Linked DNA regions of Homo sapiens: region 1 is linked to region 2. Evidence: chromatin loops called from intact Hi-C (ENCODE). Cell type or tissue: gastrocnemius medialis. All regions are shown on one strand. Links, peaks and the distances in the headings refer to the core of each region. The heading gives the core; the rest is flanking DNA. Region 1 has its middle 11 kb from the start of GRIK4. Region 2 overlaps GRIK4 (glutamate ionotropic receptor kainate type subunit 4).

Evidence for each region. Hi-C counts contacts between places; a loop is a spot of excess contacts. Peaks named below come from ENCODE experiments on the same cell type or tissue, not always from the same donor. Only the 100,000 strongest peaks of a DNase experiment are listed, where the experiment ranks them.
Region 1: it touches region 2 in a loop (3-fold over the local background); 73 of 110 quality-filtered maps call a loop at or near these places.

What each region holds. Positions count from the first base shown.
Region 1 is chr11:120,495,551-120,506,570 of GRCh38, reverse strand. No RefSeq gene overlaps it. Among named protein-coding and RNA genes, the nearest start is that of GRIK4, 11 kb to the left of the region's middle. RefSeq lists enhancers at 2,795-2,854, 3,065-3,124. In gastrocnemius medialis, for the core only: no CTCF peak of the experiment used is centred there; a DNase peak (open chromatin) is centred at 5,960.
Region 2 is chr11:120,801,342-120,803,841 of GRCh38, reverse strand. It overlaps GRIK4 (glutamate ionotropic receptor kainate type subunit 4), which reads right to left. Exons shown (of 21, transcript NM_014619.5): 4 at 985-1,149. Among named protein-coding and RNA genes, the nearest start is that of TBCEL, 220 kb to the left of the region's middle. In gastrocnemius medialis, for the core only: CTCF peaks have their summits at 1,202 (motif pointing left) and 1,403; no DNase peak of the experiment used is centred there.

The sequences.
Region 1 (11,020 bases), core at 4,900-7,399, 300 kb after region 2:
AAGGGCTTTAGCACACAGAGGCTTGGGTATGCACTCAGAATTCTCAGTCTGAATCTTCCATAGACCTGCATTGTAGCCGGGAGTCTTCCACTATGGCCATGCCTGTCTGGGAAAGGGGACTTGCTGCTCATTTGCACAAATAAAGGCTTTAACCAGTTCCACCATAGTAGGGGTACTATGCTTACATCTCTAAAAGCGGGATTTTACTTGTGATAAGCTTTATACTTTCACATTCATCTTTCGTCATTTGATTTTCATAGTTGGTCCAGGTAGGTTCCATTACATGACATTATAGATACAAACCACTCAGTCAGGAAATAGCAAAACTGGGCTAAAACTCAGGGCTTCCGGCTGCATGAAAGACACTGGTCAAAGATCACTATGAAAGTCAAGCTGTGTAAAATGTTAAGCAAGTATTAAAGCCGCAGTATTTTCCCCCATCCTTTTACTGTTTTTCTTCACCACTTCCAACAATAAGAGCAACTGAAGAAACAATCCACTCAAACAGGAGGAAGAGGTCGGAGGAGGAGGAACAGAGTGGCATTTTCTACCTGGGAGCAAAGCACAATCACTTAGCAATGGAAGGTACAGAGAAAAGGATCTGTCTTCTCAATGAAACCACCCCCGGATATCGAAAATAAGGTGGCAGTTTTCATATTGCCCCAGGTGTCTGGGGTTTGCAATTTATCTAGAGTATAGTTTTGTCTGAAGACTGGCATTAAATATTCCTATAAATTATTATGAAATAACACAGGGATATTATAAAGGCATTCAAAGGCAAAAAAGCGTGTGCATATACATATGTGCATATATGTCTATATGTGTATACATATTTCTGTATATATGTACTTCATAGATACATATATCTCTCATCATATGTGTAACTCAGCATCATGCAATAGAGCAATAATTTATTGTACAGCTTCTGTCTGCCAGGTACAGCATAGTATTAGACACTATAGGGTACAGAAAGAAAAACTGGCCATGGTTTCTACTGTCAAAAAGAATACAGACTCATGCATTTAATTTTCCCTCCTAAAGGAAAACCTTTAAATTTTATCTCAGAGCAATGCTTAGGAATTTGGGCTCTCTTAAGGAATTCAGAATAGCAAAAGGTATAAGATTCTATTCACCCAGGAGGGACTTCTTACTCTTCGTAGCTCAGTAAGGGATAGGTTACTTTCAAGAGGGGTATTATATAGGAGGCTATGCCCAAGTGTGAAATACTAGAAGAGATACCTTACCAGTGAGCTGCAATTATAACAAAGGTTTCCTTTATAACAACAGTTAACATACACTCATTTCCATCTTGTTCTTCCAGATTCCAGGCAAAAATCTTCATTTTAAAACAATTCAGTTATCTTAATTCGGAAAAGACAAAAGGGAAATGTAGTAGCTATCTTCAAATACTTAAGATCTTTCTTACGTTGCTCCACAACCAGGACCAGTGGATAGAAGTTACAGAGAGGCGGCCGGGCACGGTGGCTCATGCCTGTAATCCCAGCACTTTGGGAGACCGAGGCGGGTAGATTACCTGAGATCAAGAGTTCGAGACCAGCCTGGCCAATATGGTGAAACCCCATCTTTACTAAAAATACAAAAATTAGCCGGGCATGGTAGCACGCACCTGTAATCCCAGCTACTCGGGAGGCTGAGGCAGGAGAATTGCTTGAGCCCGGGAGGCAGAGGTTGCAGTGAGCCAAGATCGTGCCCTGCACTCCAGCCTGGCCGATAGAGCGAGACTCTGTCTCAAAAAAAAAGAAGTTACAGAGAGGCCACTTTTAGCTCAAATAAGAAAGAATTTATGAGTTGCCTCAGGAGATAATGAGCTCCCCAGCCCTGGAAGTATACAAGCAGATGGATGGCCATCTGCCAGGGCTGCCCTAGAGGGTATTCCAGCAGTAGATTAGGAGGTTGAATGAGGTAACTTCCATCTGTAAATTCTTGGATTCTCTCAGTCTGTCTTCTTGGCCCAAGGCTAAAAGGAAATTTGGATCTTTGGAGAAATGTAACACTTATTGTTGAAAGTAAAAACTTGCCTTATGTTTTTGGACCTTTTTCTTTAGATGTATGGGTGCTTTTCTTTAAATGCAGCGAAGATACTTAATACCAGAAAAGGCAATAATTACTTAAGTGCTCTATTGACAAAAGTAATATTATTGACACACTGAAGTGTTACTAGGTAAATAGCATTAATGGCCTTTTTTAAAAAGGATACATTTACATGAGAGGAAGACAGTTCCAAAATAAAACCAATCTGAATAGATGAACATCATGTTTGTTTTTTAAAATGACTTCTTGTAACACACACATGCATATACTTTCAGGAATGAAAACAGTAAGTAGAGTAAAAATGAAAACGTGTCTCTATATATTGCTTTATGCTTCCATGTCAGACTGCACCTCCTGCCAGAGGAAGGATGGTTTTCTTCAAGCATTTTCCAGCATTAAGCATTTGGGTAAACTTCAGCACACACGGCAGGGTGCGGTGGCTCACGCTGTAATCTCAGCACTTTGGGAGGCTGAGGCGGGCAGATCACATGAGGTCAGGAGTTCGAGACCAGCCTGACTGACCAACATGGTGAAACTGTGTCTCTACTAAAAATACAAAAAGTACCCGGGCGTCGTGGCGGGTGCCTGTAATCCCAGCTACTCAGGAGGCTGAGGCAGGAGAATCACTTGAACCCGGGAGGCAGAGGTTGTAGTGAGCTGAGATTGCGCCACTGCACTCCAGCCTGGTGACAGAGCTAGACTCCGTCTCAAAAAAAAAAAATCCAGCACACACAATAATACCTTGTTCTTCTGAATACAAACTGACTCCAAGCTACCCTCCCCCTCCACCCTTCTGAGGGAGTACACTGCTTTTAAAATGCTAATTAATTAGGCCCCCTGTTGAGGTGTATGGTTGACTTAAAAATTTGGCTGGGAAAGAGGAATAGAGAAATTAAACTGAAAAACAAAAGTTGAAGAGGTAGACCCAGCTGAAAATACCTATATACAAATACCTATACAGTTAATAACCAAGTAAGTCTTATCTCTCCCAACCCCAAAGACAAGATTTTTATTTTTGGTAGCGATAGAAGGGTCTGTTTTATGGTGTAGTTGGCTAAAGAAGTGGGTGGGGGAAGGGAGAAAAGGTTTATTAAATACTGGAGGCTACTCCCAGGACTGTGTTTTCAACCATCAGTTGAAGGTAGTGAACAATTACTCCGTGGCTCCTAGGTGGCAGGCACTGTCCTCGATTTTTGCTGGTGTGGTTCCATTCCCCAAGAACCAGCTCACTCCAGTGAGACCTACACAGGCAACATTCCCCTGTGCACTCCCTTAGTGGCGGTCCCCACTAATTCCAGTCCTCAGCTCAACACTGTTGCCTCTGCACCTTACTCATTAACAACATAATCAATCCGAATGCACAAGTAAATGCATTTGGATACATATCTTATTATTTATTTTTTTTTTTTTTCAGATGGAGTCTCGCTCTGTCACCCAGGCTGGAGGGCAGTGGCATGATCTTGACTCACTGCAACCTCTGCCTACTGGGTTCAAGCAATTCTCCTGCCTCAACCTCCCCAGTAGCTGGGATTACAGGCAGCCGCCACCACACCCAGCTAATTTTTATATTTTTAGTAGGGATGGGGTTTCGCCATGTTGGCCTGGCTGATCTCGAACTCCTGACCTCAAGCGATCCACCTGCCTCGGCCTCCCAAAAGGCTGGGATTACAGGAGTGAGCCACTGCACCCGGCCCTGGACGTAGAGCTTATATATAAATTTGAACTAATGAGTAGTAAGCATTCTGAGGATAAATGTGCAAAGCACATCATGGTTTACAAAGTGCTTTCACAGCCATCATCATATTTCTCATTTCAACCCTGAGTTGTGTTATCCTCGTTTCAAAGATAAGAAAATTTGTATTTATTTTTAATATTATTTGTTTGTTTTGAGACAGGGTCTCACTCTGCTGCCCAGGCTGGAGTGCAGCGGTAGTATCATAGCTCACTGCAGCCTTCAACTCCTAGGCTTAAGCAATCCTCCTGCCTCAGCCTCCCATGTAGCTTGGATCACATGGGTGTGCCACCACACCCAGGTAATTTTTTGATTTTTTGTAAAGATGAGAGTCTCACTTTCTAGCCCAGTCTGGTCTCAAACTCCTAGGCTCAAGTGATCTGCCTGCCTCAACCTCCCAAAGTGCTGGGATTACATGTATAAGCCACCATGCCTGGCTGAAAATAGCTATTTAGTAGTAAATTATGAGCCTTTAAGTTGTATTTTCTGATTTGAAATCAAAATATTCCCCTTCCACTAGTTATATTTTAACAACCCCACCACCATCCTGATATAAAGAATCCGAGGTACAAAGTGATTCACCAAACCAAGCTGTGCCACTGAAATGAGCTAAAATCTACATTCCTGCTCCGTAAGGTTCCGGGCTCTTTTCTTGTAACTGAGCCAAGTCACCAGCTTTGCCTTGGGCCAGATGAAAAGATCAAAACATTCTTTGTAGAATGGAAAACATAGGTGAAATCAAAACAGCTGGAAAATTCAACCTATCACTTGAAATTTCAAGAGTAAAAATTAAGGTAAAAAAAATCAATCTTACTTTTAAAGTAAGTTCAACTGTATCTTTCTCTCTCTTATTCTGCGCCTTGTTTTATACATGTGCCTTGTTTCAGATGTGTCTCTCCCAGGGGCAGGGTCCAATTGTTTATCATTTTAAAATACAATATTTGGAAAACATTCCCCAGGATAACATACACCGTCCATTATACAGGTTTTAGTCACTAGGGCTGAAACTAAGCATCTAGACTCTGAGTCCAGACAGAACTGTGCTATTCTTTGTTTAACAGAGCACATGGTTGACATTTAATAAATGTTAGATAATAAAAATAGAAGCAGTACTTCAACATAACAATATCTGGAGAATCTCATTAAGCACAAAGTAAGGTAAACAAACCACCATCACACATCTGGATTTGCATATAAAAGCACGTTCTCCTTCCATTATAAAAGACAGGGACCTGCTGGACAGCATGTTTCACCCAACACCATGGTAAGAGAAGGGAAAAAAAGGTTATTTTGTTCAGCTCTCTTCCCTAATTATACCTTAGATCTGAGTAAAGAAAATATAGCACACATGATCAGAAATAATTTATCACTAAATAAATAGCAATGGAGTAGGGGGTTAATCACATTATCAATAACATGGTGAGCAGAAATGGACAGATGGGAGCACCAAATTATTGACAACAGCATGAAACAGAAAAGGAAATTCAAAGCCAGAGGAGATGAGTCAAGAAATTAAACTTGGTTTCCATGTTAATTCAAAATTGTTTGGGAGCTGAAGGAAGAGGGAAGCAATGACAACTCCAGCAGAGAAACTGCTCATTAATATCCTAGCAAAACAATCCTCTGATAATAGGAAATATTATGATGTCTCCAGAGAAAAGAGAGAAATTCAGATTTACTCTCCCATGCATAGAGCTCATGGATGCTTTAACACAGTACATTCAACCAAGCTGAATAAATATCAACAAGAAGGTTAAAACATTGATTAGGGGAAATACTTCACATTACTGACATCCGAAAACAAACAAACCAGCTAAAAACAAAGCAGGCGGGGACGGGGGTGGGGGGGTGGGGGATGTAGGCTGTTTTATTCCTCTGGAAGTAATGCTGGTGATTTGTGGTTCCAGCTGCCCAGCAGGTGGCTTGAGGTAGGGATTGGGGAGTAGGAAGCAGAGGGAATGAGAGGTGGGAGGGAACATTTCCTTGGTGCAAAGCTATTGAATGCTGCTACTATTGGGTTTATTATGCTGTTTTATGAAGCGATACAAGAGATTACCCAAACATCTTCAGCTAACATCAAGACTGCACTGGACACCTAATAAAACAAGTAGCTTGGCCGGGCGCTGTGGCCCACGCCTGTAATTCCAGTACTTTGGGAAGCCGAGGTGGGTGGATCATTTGAGGTCAGGAGTTGGAGACCAGCCTGGCCAATATGGTGAAATCTGGCCTCTACTAAAAATACAAAAATCAGCCGGGGGTGGTGGCAGGCGCCTGTAGTCTCAGCTGCTCGGAAGGCTGAGGCAAGAGAATCACTTTAAACTGGGAGGCGGAGGTTGCAGGAGCCGAAATCGCACCACTGCACTCCAGCCTGGGCGACAGAGCGAGACTCTGTCTCAAAAAAAAAAAAACCAAGAAACAAAAAACAAATGGCTTGTAAAAAATTGCCAAATCTTCTAGATGATTGAATCTATATAAATCCTCTCCTGTCTAGCCTTTTGGTGTCATATCACTTCATAATACTTGTCTAATCTTAGCCAAAACAAGGATAAGAAGTTGGAGGTTACAGCAAGAATTTAGGAAGGGACTCCTCCTTATGTTCACATACTTAAAAAATGGTCTTTCTCTTTCTACCTTTAGTTACCAAAGAGCATGGGGGTGCTGGGAAAGGTCAGCCCAGCTGCCTGATGCTAAATAAAACTGCTCTCAACTCTCAGTATCACTGCATCTCTGAAGGTGGAGGGAAAACATGAAGCTTCCCTGGTGTCTTGCCGGCCATCGTGCAGTTAAGACCCCAAGGCGCCTCATCTCTTTTGCCACACTGTTCACAGACATCTTGAAGGGAAAAACGAAATTGCTGGCAAGTTGGCATAATGTCAACGCATCAGTAGATCCCACTGAGATTCTTTAAAGAAAAAAAAAAACCATACATTTTCACAGCTTATCCCAACTGTCCTTGCCGTATGTTCCTGTACGCGGTAGACTTTTTGGACTATGAGGAAATCAAAAAACAAAGTGTAGCAACTGGCCAGTTGTGGTGGCTCACACCTGTAATCCCAGCACTTTGGGAGGCTGAGGCTGGAGGATCGCTTGAGGTCAGGAGTTCAAGACTAGCTTGGTCAATATGGCGAAACCCCATCTCTACTAAAAATACAAAAATTAGCTGGATACGGTGGTGCATGCCTGTAATCCCAGCTACTTGGGAGGTTGAGGCAGGAGAATTGCTTGAACCCAGGAGGTGGAGGTCGCAGTGAGCTGAGATCTCACCACTGCGCTCCAGCCTGAGTGACAGAGCGAGACTCTGTTTCAAAAACAAACAACAGACAAACCAAAGTGTAGCAACTGACCTCTTATGAGGTATTTTATATTGTGAGGGGCAAGCAAGAAATAAAAGACTAATTATGACCGAATATAAAGTATTTACTAGCTGCTGGGCACGCCACGTGCATTGTTTCATTTTCGTCAATGCAACCCTGAGGAAGGTACTATTATTAACTCAGTTTTTGCAGATGCTGAAACTGACGCTTAACGAAATTCACTTGCCCAATGTCACGCAAGTCAGTAAGTGGCAAAGCCAGCACTTTCTGATGTCGAGAGACCATTCTTCCTACCCACTATGCCACATACACCAATTAGAAGTCTCAAAAAAATAGAATGGGTTATTGGGCAAAAAGATAAGTTCCCTAAGACAGAAGATGTTCACCCATCTCCAGTGTGAGTAGAGAAGGGACAAAGGCACTGAGTCACTCAGTATGAGGACACAGTAGGTGATCTCTGAGGTACTTTTTTTCTTCCACTTAAAAAATATATAATTCATATGCCATAAAATTCACCATTTTAAAGTGTACGACTCCGTGGTTTTTAGTATATTTGCAAGGTCATACAGCCATTGCCACTAATTCCAGAACATTTTTGCCACCGCCCCTGAAAAAATTCCAAATCTTTTCATTACCAAATATCCATGAACACCCTCCCCTCTCCCCAGTCCCTGGCAACCACTAATCTACTTTCTATTGGTTTTCCTATTCTACATATTTCATATAAAGGAATCATACAATATGTGGCCATACAATTGGGGACCGCCTTCTCCACCTAGCATAAAGTTTTCAAGATTCATTATGTCGCATGTTATCTGTACTTCATTCCTTTTTTAAGGGCAAAGAATATTCCCCTATATGAATATACCACATTTGGTTTCCCCAATCAGTTGACAGACTCTAAAGTACTTTCAATTCTGAGATTTTATGACACAGATTTTATGCACACAATTGTGGATTATGTCCTTAATCCAACTGAAACAACACGAATGACAACTTGATTTAGCTCTGGAACTGTATTTGCCACATCTTGCTAGACATCTGTAAGTTGAGACAACACTGCTACCTAAAACTCAACATGGCCAAAATTACACTGATTTTCCCCTCAAAGCCTATCTCTGCTCTATGCTTTCCCAGTTGTTAATCAATCTCTTTGGTTCACAGAAAGTCTTGTTTTTTAAACTCCTCCCTCTCCTTATGCTACATATTAACTTACATGCTAACATCTGTAATTTCTACCTCAACTACACCATTTTTCCCCTTTCTGTTCCTACTTTACCAAATGTAAGCCTCTTGTTCAGATATTATCACTCTGCTAGCCTTCCTGCCTCCCAACTCTCCTTTGCCTGCTTTATTCTACTTTAGCATAATTCAGCTGCTGAGTTAATCTCTTTAAATGTTTAGTTGTGTTCAAGTCATTCCCAAGATCAAACACCTTGAATGGAATGCAAACTTCTCAGAATTTCTGCCCCTTAGTCCAGTGTAGATAACTGCAATTTAGGGAGGGAGAAAAGCAGAAAATTAATATTCATGTACTTGTCACTACTAGGCTGTAAACACCTTTAAGTACAGAAACTATTTCTGCAGCCGGGTAAAAAAGACAAGCTTTGGTGGAAGACAGACCTTATCTTGAATCCTAGCTGTGCCACTGGGAACATCATAATCACTACTAGCTTCAGTTACCTGCTCTGTAAAAATGGAGAAAAACCACTTACCTTATGAGGTTTTTGTGAAGACAGGAGTCATGTATGTAGTGTACAGCACCTGACACATAGTTTGTACTCATTAAGTTGTAGCTAATATTTTTATTTTTTATTTTATTTTGATTGCTGGGCTGGAGTGCAGATCATGGCTCACTGCAACCTCCGCTTCCTGGGCTCAAGTGATCCTCCCACTTCAGCCTCCCAAGTAGCTGTGACTACAGGCGCACATCACCTCACCTAGCTAATTTTTCTATTGTTTGTAAGATGGTGTTTCACCATGTTGCCCAAGCTGGTCTTGAACTCTTGGGCTCAAGTGACAAGCGATCCACCCTCCTCAGCCTCCCAAAGTGCTAGGATTACAGGCATGAGCCACCATGTCTGGCCAGCCATTATTTATTTATTTATTTATTTATTTATTTATTTATTTATTTATTTATTTTCAGATGGAGTCTTGCTCTGTCGCCAGACTGGAGTGCAATGGTGCGATCTCGGCTCACTGCAACCTCTGCCTCCCGGGTCCAAGTGATTCCCCTGCCTCAGCCTCCCAAGTTGCTGGGACTACAGGCGCCTGCCACCACGCACAGCTAATTTTTTGTAGTTTAGTAGAAACGGGGTTTCACCCTGTTGGCCAGGATGGTCTCCATCTCCCAACCTCTTGATCCGCCCGCCTTGGCCTCCCAAAGTGCTGGGATTACAGGCGTGAGTCATCGCGCCCGGCCAGCTATTACTTTTAATACTCATCTTGGAAGTTTCCAAAGTACATTTCAGACTAAGGGAAAAGCAAAGGTGGAGTCCCGGCCTAGAATGTGAGGTGGGGAGACTTGGAGGAGCCTAAGCCTTACTGGGGAAGAGGGCTCACGATGGACAGTAGAGGGAAATGAAGCTGGCCAAATTATGATCATCTCTGAAACAAAGCGGAGTTTAATCGATACAGTAGTAACCATAGCCACTGCAGGTTCTTGGGCAGGCAAGTGGCACAATGAAAGGAATGTTTTGGAGCAAACCTGGCGGGTAGTCATGCATGACAGGCTGGAGAGCGGAGGAGGCAGCAATCTATGCAGGTGTTTTAGTTACATGGAGCTGTGCCGCAAGATAACCTGCTACAGTGGAAACAGAGCAAGGGGTAAATCAGAGACATTTTGAAAGAAAAAAAATCATAGGATCAAGTAACAAATACTGCAAACGAGCCTAACATCCACCTTCTTTTCCCTAAGGCCTATGATTCCTTTTTTTCCTTAAACCATCTTCAAACGCCCTGCTCTGCTGCAAAGCTTTCTGAAACAAAGCTGGGAATAAGTTAACCAATTAATCAACCAACTCTATAGTCACGGCCGCCAAGCTGTTCTGGCCCAAGATAGAAAGATTCCTGCATTTAATCTGCCTTGGTATGCCCAGCCTTAATTGCATGTCAGATCAGTACATCTTTGAAGAGAGAGGGAGAAAAGAGTTGAGAATGTAAGTTAATCATAACGCATGTTTAAAGATGCAGAACTGGCTGGGCGCCATGGCTCACGCCTGTAATCCCAACACTTTGGGAGGGCCCAGGCAGGCAGATAGCTTGAGGTCAGGAGTTCGAGACCAGCCTGGCCAACATGATGAAACCCAGTCTCTACTAAAAATATAAAAAATCAGCTGGGCATGGTGGCATGTGCCTGTAGTCCCAACTACTCAGGAGGCTTAGGCAGGAGAATTGCTTGAACCTGGGAGGCAGAGGTTGCAGTTAGCCAAGATTGTACCACTGCACTCTAGCCTGGGCAACAGAGTGAGACTCAGTCAGGAGAGGAGAGGAGAAGGGAGGGGAGGGGAGGGGAAAGGAAGGGAGGGAAGGAAACAGAACCTTCCTCAAACACTCCTATTAGAATGCCAATATCCCCACCAGAAGCAAACATTAGGCTCTGTAGGTATTGCAGGTAAATGTCACTGACTACTCAACCAGGATTTATCCCAAAGAGGACAATTTCCAAAAGAAAAAAAAAGAAACAGTAGAGAAGATTTGAGTCTTTTACTCTCAGTAGGTGGCAAGCCATAGAAACAGTTTTGTCTAATCTCCTTTCCTGTCACTTGAAGTGTTGGTTTGTAAATATTTGATTGCATGAAAGCATCCAAGTTATCTGGGACTTATTCTTGCTGGCTGGAACAGTTTCTCTGGTGGAGCATTTGCTTGCTATACAATCTGGTTAGCTTATATTCTGGGGACTCAACTTCTACAAAGTCTCCAA
Region 2 (2,500 bases), core at 1-2,500:
GTAGGGGCTCCATATGTGTGACTTGAGCGACCTACTACATATGCCTGTAAAACACTGCAATTCACAGATTTTCCTGTATTTAAAATAATTTAAATCTCACAATAGGCTGGGCGCAGTGGCTCATGCCTGTAATCCCAGCACTTTGGGAGGCTGAGGTAGGCAGATCACTTGGGGTCAGGAGTTCAAGACCAACCTGGCCAACATGGCGAAACCCCATCTCTCCTAAAAATACAAAAATTAGCCGGGCATGGTGGCACACCCCTGTAATCTCAGCTACTGGGGAGGCTGAGGCATGAGAATCACTTGAACGCGGGAGGCAGAGGTTGCAGTGAGCTGAGATTGTGCAACTGCACTCCAGCCTGGGCAACAGAGCAAGACCCTGTCTCAAAAAAAACAAAAACAAAAAAACACCTCACAACAACCTAACAACCTGCAAGATTTGCAAAATAGAGCCTAGTATTCCTATTTTAAAGATGTAGAAACTGAGGTTTGGATAGGATAGGATGACTTAGTGACTTATCTGAGGTTACCCAGAGAGTGAGTGGTCAAATTCCATCCCAAGTCCCAGTTTCTCCCACAACAGCGCCCTTAGCATAAGGAAGCAAGGTAAGCAGTCAGATGTGTAGTGGCTAAGATACCCTTGGGCTGGCCGTCTCTCTTATCACACACGAGATTTCATTCAGGAACTTGTGGACAAAATGTCCAGAACATGAATGAATCAATATATGAAGCAATGAATGAGTGGATGAATGAATGAATGGGTATCCTGTCTTAATTCTACTCCACACGTGATTCGCACAAAACCTGGGAATCTCATCCAGGCTGAGAGCTTCACAGGACCTCCTGGTTCAAGTTCCTCTCCTTCCTCTGGAAATATCGACATCAGATATCTCAGAGGCCTGGTGACTGATAGGTGCAGCTCACACCACTGCTCATCCATCCTCTGCCAGCAAGGGAAGAGGCAGCCCTGCCCAGTCTACGTACTGGTTTCTGCAGTCTCGTACTCGCTGTCTCTGAGAAGCTCAAAGATGTCCACTTCGACCTTGGCCTTGCCCAGCCTCTCAGGAGCGCGGTTGATGCGGTTCTTGGCCAGGGTGATGGAGAGCCGCTCCCCTCTGCTGCACTCCATGGGGTCGTCCAAGATAGCAGCTGTGGGCAGGCAACCACATGGAGACAATTGGTACTCCACCGCTACTGTTACCCTCCTCCTTCTCCAGCCTCCCCCTGCTGCCACCTTCCTCTTCCAGGCAGCACCCCAAGTTCCTCTCCATCCTGCCATGCTCAGAACCGTCCCCCAGAACAAGTTCTCTCCAAGCTTAAGGGTCTTGGTTTGCAGCCAGGTGTAGAAGTGAATTCTAATGTGGATGCACGCCTCGGGAATCCTGTAATACCAGAGCAGGCCACTAGGGGTCCTGTCTGCACGAAGTCCCCGGGTCCAGGCATCCTGATACTTGGATACCTGTCTCCATGCACACAGGCAAGCAGGCATTGTGCAAAGTGAGGCGGGTAGTGGCTGTCCTTTGAAATAGTATTCTGAACATATGAGAAACTCTCCCTGAGGTGAGAGAGGGTTAAAGGATGCCAGGTCTGTGAGGGAAGGCTGTGGCCTCAAGGAGCAGCTGCCAGACACTGCTGAATGCTGGCTCCCCAGGCTCTGACACCGATGGGCCATGCCACCAAAGTGAGCTACTTAGTTTCTCTGAACCTCTTTTCCTCACTGAACATTAGAAAGAGTAGGACAACCTCACAGGGTTGGTGTGAGGATTCACTAAGATAATGTGTGGAAGTGGCACAGCACACAGATTTAATCAGTGTGACTTATTCAGTGTGGACAACTGCAGTGGTGTAATACCAACAGTTGCCCAACTTCTGGGAGCAGTGTTAAGGATAAATGTTATGGTATCACAGACAACTGGCTTCCAGTCCCAGCTGCAGCCCTCCACAGCTCTGGGACCTCAGTTGCCTCGCTTTTAAGGAAGTGGAGAGAGCCTTGGGCTATTGTGAAGATTACAAGATATGGCATGGGATCAACACAGGATCTTGCACACAGGAGGCACTCAATAAATCTAGCTATAGAGATTCTTAATTCTCTTGATGGAGATGTTACAAAAATGAAGATCACACAAAAACTTGTACACAAATATATATAGCAGCATTATTCATAATTTCCAAAAAGAAACCCAAATGTCCATAGATTGATTGATAGATAAAAAAATGTGGTTTACCCATACAATGGAATATTACTCAACAATAAAAAATAACAGGTACTGATACATGCTACAATAGGAATGAACCTAAAAACATTATGCTAAGTGTGGCTGGACGCATGGCTCATGCCTGTAATCCCAACACTTTGGAAGGCTGAGGCGGGCAGATCACTTGAGGTCAGGAGTTCGAGACCAGCCTGGCCAATATGGTGAAACCCTGTCTCTAATAAAAACACAAAAATTAGCCAGGTGTGGTGGCATGACGTCTGTAATCCCAGCTACTCGGGAGGCTG